Linked DNA regions of Mus musculus: all the other regions are linked to region 1. Evidence: chromatin loops called from intact Hi-C (ENCODE). Cell type or tissue: left cerebral cortex. All regions are shown on one strand.

What was found. Peaks named below come from ENCODE experiments on the same cell type or tissue, not always from the same donor. Only the 100,000 strongest peaks of a DNase experiment are listed, where the experiment ranks them.
Region 2: a loop joins it to region 1, with 3 times the contacts of the local background. A loop is called at or near these places in 2 of 42 quality-filtered maps.
Region 3: a loop joins it to region 1, with 2.8 times the contacts of the local background. A loop is called at or near these places in 2 of 42 quality-filtered maps.

The regions. Positions count from the first base shown.
Region 1 is chr15:94,159,948-94,162,447 of GRCm38, forward strand. No RefSeq gene overlaps it. Among named protein-coding and RNA genes, the nearest start is that of Gm41388, 23 kb to the left of the region's middle. In left cerebral cortex, no CTCF peak of the experiment used is centred here; a DNase peak (open chromatin) is centred at 1,023; H3K27ac peaks cover 1,759 bases.
Region 2 is chr15:93,878,104-93,880,603 of GRCm38, forward strand. No RefSeq gene overlaps it. Among named protein-coding and RNA genes, the nearest start is that of 9430014N10Rik, 48 kb to the right of the region's middle. In left cerebral cortex, no CTCF peak of the experiment used is centred here; DNase peaks (open chromatin) are centred at 1,068, 1,400, 1,862 and 2,382; H3K27ac peaks cover 1,728 bases.
Region 3 is chr15:93,873,158-93,875,657 of GRCm38, forward strand. No RefSeq gene overlaps it. Among named protein-coding and RNA genes, the nearest start is that of 9430014N10Rik, 53 kb to the right of the region's middle. In left cerebral cortex, no CTCF peak of the experiment used is centred here; a DNase peak (open chromatin) is centred at 1,214; H3K27ac peaks cover 796 bases.

The DNA of each region.
Region 1 (2,500 bases):
GAGCTTCTACTTGGGGGGGGGGGGGGGGCATGTATGTTTTCTTTTATGTTATACACATTCTGCGACCTCATGCCCATTAAAAACTGGCTCAAATATTAAGATAGTGTTTCTTAGCATGCAATACAACCTCTTCAGCGAACTGTTTAAGTGTTAATACTAACATGCAACCACAAAAGCCAGTTAAGATTGGGGCGGGGAGGGTGTGTGTGTGTGCTGAGGTGAGAGGCTAACTGTGTGAAGTCAGTTCTCTCCTTCCATCTTTATATGGGCTCTGGGGAATCCAACTCAGGTTGATCAACAAGCCTCCCCCACCCATTCTATTTTCTGCATTAGTAGGTTCTCAACTAAGACCCTTGAGTTAGAAGTTTCTCATCACCTCTTTTTACACCCCTACTTCCCAGGAACCCAGCGAAGAGCATGTTAAACATGAATGTGGGGCAGGGCTGCACAGCCATTGTCATGTCTTACTCATGGGTACTATTGTGAAAGGAGAAGGTAAGGCATATGCAGCAGCTCTGTGTATGTGTGTGTGTAAGAGAGAGAGAGAGAGAGAGAGAGAGAGAGAGAGAGAGAGAGAGAGAGAGAGAGTGTGTGTGTGTAGGGGGATTAAATGACCCTTTTATAGGGGTACCCTAAGACCATTACATTATGGTTCATAACCTGCAAAATTACAGTTGTGAAGTAGCAATGACACCACATGAGGTGCTCTGTTAAACAGTCGCAGCACAAAGGAGGTTAAGAGCCACTGGCATACAGGATGTCATTGATCCTAACTTCTGGATAGCATGGAGCCTGCACCAAGTAGTATATATTACAGATATACAGAAGATCTGTCTCTGACATTCCGTTCGCTTCACAGCAGATGGAAACAGACAATAAAACAAGAAAAAAGGATGTCTGTGGCCACCGTGACTTTGTCTGACATTGGCTGGCGAGCACACTTCTAGAGCATTCCCTGTATTTTCTTGTTCCTTTAAGGCTTATGTAAACTATCTCTTTATAGCCTCTAACAGATGTTAAGAAATTACATAATGAAAGCTAGATATAAGAGCATTGCTTTATGCAAAGAAAGTGAGTAACTAGGAGGTGGAGATGGAGTGCATTTTAGTATCCCAGGCTCTTCTGGGAAGAATGAAAACCCTACATTCAACACAAAGAAGCCCACGAAACGGTCTTTTTCACAGCACTGTTACTGGAATCTCTTTTTTCATCAAACAATTCAGAGGAGACATGCAGAGTGGATTGTATAAGACAGTTGATTATAAACCAAGGTCGCCCTAAGGGACGAGTGGACAATGGCCATGGGGATCATGACTGAAGAGAACACGGAGATGACAGTGGAGGAGAACAGCAAGGAGACCACAGTGCCAAGCTAGACGCCAAAGTAGATTTTATAGTATTCTCTACTTTTCTAGGACAGACAGTTTTCCTGATGGGCAGTTTTTTTTGTTCAGGTGATATATAGCCCCATTTAAATTGATTTCTAAGAGACCAGATGCTAGAATGCCTTTGTCCTCTGAGAGAAACCATTGTCTCCATCCAGGGATAAAGATTCAGCTCAGAATCTATTCTTTCTTGCTACCTATCTGTGTATTGTATGTATGTATGTATATATGGATGGATGGATGGATGGAAGGATGGATCTATCTATCTATGTATCTATGTATCTATATCTATGTAGCCATGTATTTCTAGATCTATCTGTCTGTCTATTTTTCTATCTATATATGTATGATGTGTGTTTGTGTGTGTGTGTGCACGTGTTCATCTTAGAATGTATCTGGAGATCAGAGGAGACCTTGCAGGAGTTGGTTTTCTCTTTGTCTCAGGTGAGTTCCAGGATCTGCCTTGTGTTGCCAGACTTGACAGCCAAAGCCTTTACCTATGGGCCTTCAGATCGCATTGCTTTGACAAAAAAATCAAGAAAGAAAGAAAGAAAGAAAGAGAGAGAGAAGGGGAGGGAGGGAGGGAGGGAGGGAGGGAGGAAGGAAGGAAGGAAGGAAGGAAGGAAGGAAGGAAGGAAGGAAGGAAGGAAGGAAGGAAGAAAGGAAGGAACCCTCAAACTTCCCAAGAGCCATGTGTTATCAGGAGCTCCAACAATGACCTGACTCCTTCAACCCCCTCTCCTCCTGTGGCATTGAAAGTCCAAGGAGAGGCAGCTGTGCTGGATTTCCCTTGTTTAAAACTAGTGCCTTACCAAGGACACGGGAAGTAACCTGGAAGCAAATATTGGAGAAGAAGTCTAACTATTCTCCATCTACCCTCTATGACCTTCAAGCCTGCTACTTCTAAACGTGCCACCTAAGAGTACTGAGCCTCGAACCCAGAGATACATACATGTTAAACACAGTCTTTAACACTTGATTTGCCTACCTTCACTCCAAAGAAATGACATATTTTTGGTGAAGAAAGAACTGAGGGTTTTTTTTTCCTCTTGCTTCTTTTATGATTGTATTGGGATCTGTTTGAAGAAGGAATACTTAGTTGCCTGCTAGGTGGC
Region 2 (2,500 bases), 280 kb before region 1:
AGAAACAGTTCGCCTGTTGACTACACAGGGCTTGTCACTGCCTAGCCACACACAATGTATGAGTGCGTTGGAGATCTGCTCAGACAAAACTCTTCACGACCAGTACAATCTTGACATTCGTTTCCACCCAGTTACTTAGAGTATTTAAAAACACTCAGCTACTTCCACTCAGATCTTTATTATCATTTACGAAGGTGAAAGAGTCAGGTCTCATTAGGAGTGGAAAGGTCTAGAGGTGTATAGCTCTGCCCTGTAATACAAATGAAAGGCACATTGTTCTGGGCCCTGCCAATTAAAATACTAGTAAAGGAGACATGGAACCACGAGCGAATCCATTCATCACCTCTCTCCAGATACAAACTATAAACTGAAAACAAAAGACATCATTTCAGCAGAAAGCATCTTGACCTTGAATAATAGAAAGTCCTAAGAAACTTTATGCAGAAAGAGAAATTATGTTCACCTCTTGCCCTTTGGTAGTTGTTGAGGGAAAAACTTCACATATGATTCCAATTCACATAGAGATGAGCTTATTCAAAGGCACTGAAAGCCGGCTATCGTCATGGGCACTTGGCCTTTCACTCTCCGGTGGAGGTGCTGGTACTTAGAAAAGGAACAGAGAGAGAGAGAGAGAGAGAGAGAGAGAGAGAGAGAGAGAGAGAGAGAGAGAGAGAGAGAGAGAGAGAGAGATGGGGGAGGGGAGGGGGGAAGGGGAGCGGGAGAGAAACAATTATTCTGTTGCACAAATAAGTTTATACTCTAAAATCGTGGCTTGGGCCAGATGGTTCAATACATTAAACAGCTGCTATGGACGCCTGGGATCTACAACCTGTAATGTCTTGGAGGTCTTTGGGACACCTCTGACCAAGAACTCGAGGGAAGGTACCCCACCATTTACGCTGGGGCCATGCTTGCTGAAAAGTACCTTGTTCTAGCAACAGCCTGTCTAAACAGCCTGGGTGACAGTTGTTGCTTCTTCATTAAAAAAAAAAAAACCAGGTCGCTGCAGTAGGTTGGGAGTTGGGGTGTAGCCCAGTAAGGGTAATGTGAGAGATGTGGCATCTGGTGTGTTCTCTAAGAGGACGGTTGGAGGCCGTGGTTGCTTCCTGAGGCAGGGCAGGAATTATAGGTGAGTCAGTCCTAAAACATGGAACAGGGTTGGTTCTCCCAAGTGAGCCTCTCATCACTAGAGTGGTGAGCTGGCTGGTGAGGATGGTGCTGTGGCAGTTCAGTGGCTAAGCAGGCCTTTGGAGACTTGTTTTTTTATGAGTTAAGAAAGCAGGAGACAATAGACAAACAAACAAAAACAAACAAAATGAGAGAATCCGCTCAGTGTTGTCCCTAAAATTTTCTGAGAAACTTACTTCCATTATGTGAATGGTGCTGGCCTGCTTTTCCTGGGCCTCTCTAATGCGGATCATGACAAAGGAAGCCTCCAGCAGTTGCTCCTGTATTTAGACTCCCTGAGCGCAGTGGGCAGACTTCCTTTATATTAATACAAGAGAAGAGACCATAAGGAGACCATTCTTGTTGGAGGACACACCTGGAAATACACTGCCAGCAAGCCCTGCCTGCAGCCTGGGCAGGGCTGCCTACAAGTTATCCTAACCTGGGATGCCTGCAACCCCTGCCCCTCACCGGGACAGCTCTCAGGAGTGCTGCACAGAGGCTGTGGTCTGCCAGAGGTCAGTCAGTGCAAGTGCACTTTCTCTTTTCATAAACGAGCCTGTTTACTTCCTGTTAGTTTTAAAATCCAGTTTTATTAGGCCAAGGTTCTAGGGCCTCTTGGGGACAGCTTCGGCACACTGAAGGTCCCGGAGCTTAGAGGAGGAAGTGAGGGGGCGAAGGAGCTCACGCTGCATTCATTATGCTGGCTTGGCATCTCAGGTGGCCCTAAGCATCCGTTCTGAAAACAGGCTAACGTCCAGAAACAGCATAAAATAAGAAGAAAAGAAAAAAGAGTGAAAGACCTTAAAAGGGACAGTGGATTAAATGAGGTTTAAACTTTCAAATAGAGGGCATAGCTAAAAATAGAGGTTGAGAGTAGAGAGGAGATTTAAAACATGGAAGGCAACATAGTGTAAGCCAATGAGATACAAGGTTAAAGCATGAGAAAACTTATAATCATGTAGGCTGAAAGGACTAAAGCCTAACTCCCATGGGATGAAAAATCCCAAACTAGACTATTCTTTAGAATTAAGGATGTGGATTAGAGAGTCGGATCTGAGAAGACAGGTGAAGGGCTAGAGAAATTAACTCATAGCTGTAGGACTAAAGTGGATTAGGGGAACTTTCATTTAAAAAAATTATGTAAGAGGGAAACAAAAGAGACCCATTTAGAAGCGAGAGAGTGTGGCGGGGGTGTGGGCTCCCTGGCGTCCTCCTGGGAGAGGTGAGATGGAGGTACAGCTGTCTTGAGCCTTCAACACGGAGGGCTCAGGGCATGGGGCTGTCATCCCAGATCCCACAGAAGTGCCTCCAGTTAAAAGCAGCAATACAT
Region 3 (2,500 bases), 290 kb before region 1:
TGCAGCCTGCAAAGGGTACTGCCTCAGCGGCTCTGTGCTTCTGCCCGTCCCAGAAGCTGTCCGGTTCTCTGGCACACCCTCTAACCTGTTCAGACTAATTTCCTAGGTCCCGCGGAGTCCCGGAACCCAGATGGCGACCGCTGCTGCTGAGGCTGAGGCCGCCTCCCAAGCCAGGCGGACACCTGTCCTCTGGTCCGGACGGTGGCCGGCTGTCTGCGGCCCGCCAAGGGTGCTGTCTCAGCGGCTCTGTGCTTCTGCCCGTCCCAGAAGCTGTCCGGTTCTCTGGCGCACCCTCTAACCTGTTCAGACTAATTTCCTAAGTTCTGCTGAGTCCCGGAACCAAGATGGCGACCGCTGCTGCTGAGGCTGAGGCCGCCTGTGTCGAATTTGCTATATCTTACTGTTAGGAGGATATAAGGCAATACTCAAATCAATGGTAGAGGTAAATGCTAAGTCAAGATATCCTTAATTTGCTGGCATTATATTCAATCTAACCTCTGAGTTATAGGAGAAAAATTTCTTAGAGAGATCTAAGAGAACTTTTAGCTCTCAAAATGATCCAAAGTAAGAGTAGCACAAATAAAGAGGGTGGTGTGAAATTGAGTATCTGACTCTAAGGCTCTATTAATACAACACTCAGTTCTCTGCCCAGTAGAATTCTATCATATTTTCAAATTGCCTTTTCCAAATAGTCAAAAGAGAAGCACAAAATAACGAACTTACAAAATGTTTTTGGAAAATATTCTCTCGTTCCAGAGACTATTGGTAATACTAAGGTTCCGTTTTCTTCTAGAGATCTGGAACTTGTATCAGCAGAAAAATTTTTTATAAGCATGCTTACTAACCCACGTATTAATTTAAATTTTAAAAATCAAATTGCGTCCAATGTTATATTGTTTGAGTGTTCAGTTTTTTTTTCTTTTGCTTCGTGCTGACACATTCCTGCCACTGGTAGAAGCCTTTGCAAACAGGGCAGTCCTCTGAAAGCTTTTATGTAATCTGTTTAAATAAATTACTAATCATTTCTAAGCAGGGATAAATGAAAAGTCACCGTGTGACAGATAATTCATAATGGTTATTCTTTTTTTTTTTTTTTTAAAGCAACAACTTGGTTTTTTTCCTTCCTAGCTCGTCAGCCGTCTGGCAGGTTGTTTTCCTGCAGTGAATCAGAATCCACATGCTGGACCATTTGCACCATCTGTTACAGGAGTGTCATGGGGGAGGCGACTCTAGACACCTGGTGGGATGACGTGGAAATGTCAGCTTCAGGGTAAACAGTAGCTCCAGTGATGTAAGACCAAGAGCAAAAGTGGGGGAGAAGATGCAGCCATGCGCTCCAAGGGTGATGCACCTGTTTCTGAACTTGGAGGAAATGTATGCATGCCTGTAAGTATATGAAAGTATGTCCACTGGCATGTTTGGAAGTATGCCTGCAGATATGTTTGGAAGCAGGCATCATGTACATATGGGAGCATGTCTGCAGGCATGTTTGGAAGTATGCCTGCATGTATGGATGGAAGTATGCTTGTGTGTGTGTGTGTGTGTGTGTGTGTGTGTGTGTGTGTGTATACATATGTATTTACATATACCACATGTATATACATGTGGACCTACGCCACACATATATTTACATATATATTATGTATACACACATACACACACATATATATGCATGTTTGTGCGTATGTCTAGATTTTTAAAATTTATTTTATTGGGTATTTATTTCATTTACATTTCCAAAGCTATCCCAAAAGTCCCCCACACGCTCCCCCACCCACTCACCCACCCACCCACTCCCACTTCTTGGCCCTGTCATTCCCCTATACTGAGGCATATAAAGTTTGCACGACCAATGGGCCTCTCTTTCCACTGATGGCCAACTAGGCCATCTTCTGATTCATATGCAGCTAGAGACACGAGCTCTGGGGGGGTACTGGTTAGTTCATATTGTTGTTCCATCTATAGGATTGCAGATCCCTTTATTTATTTTATGTATACGAGTACTGTAGCTGTCTTCAGATACACAAGAAGGCATCAGATCCCATTAAAGATGGTTGTGAGTTGTCATGTGGTTGCTGGGATTGGAACTCAGGACCTCTGGAAGAGCAGTCAGTGCTCTTAACCACTGAGCCATCTCTCCAGCCCATATATCTAGATTTATGTTTGGAAGTTTGCCTAAATATATGTTTGCTGGTACTCTTGCATTTATGTAAACAGGTATGCTTGCACATAAATATGGAATTATGTGTATATACATGTATTCTTACATGTATGGAAATATGTCTGCATATATGTACATATATCTCTATTCATGTTTGGAAGCATGCCTGTATGAAAGTAGGCCTGCATGAAGGCATGAAAATGTGTCCATGTATGTATGTATGGAAGTATGCCCACATGTATTTCTGGAAGTATGCTTGCAAGTGTGTATTTTTAGCATCAGTGACTTTTCAGACTCAAAATGATAGATGTGATTAAGTTCTTGGGAAATGTAAAGGAT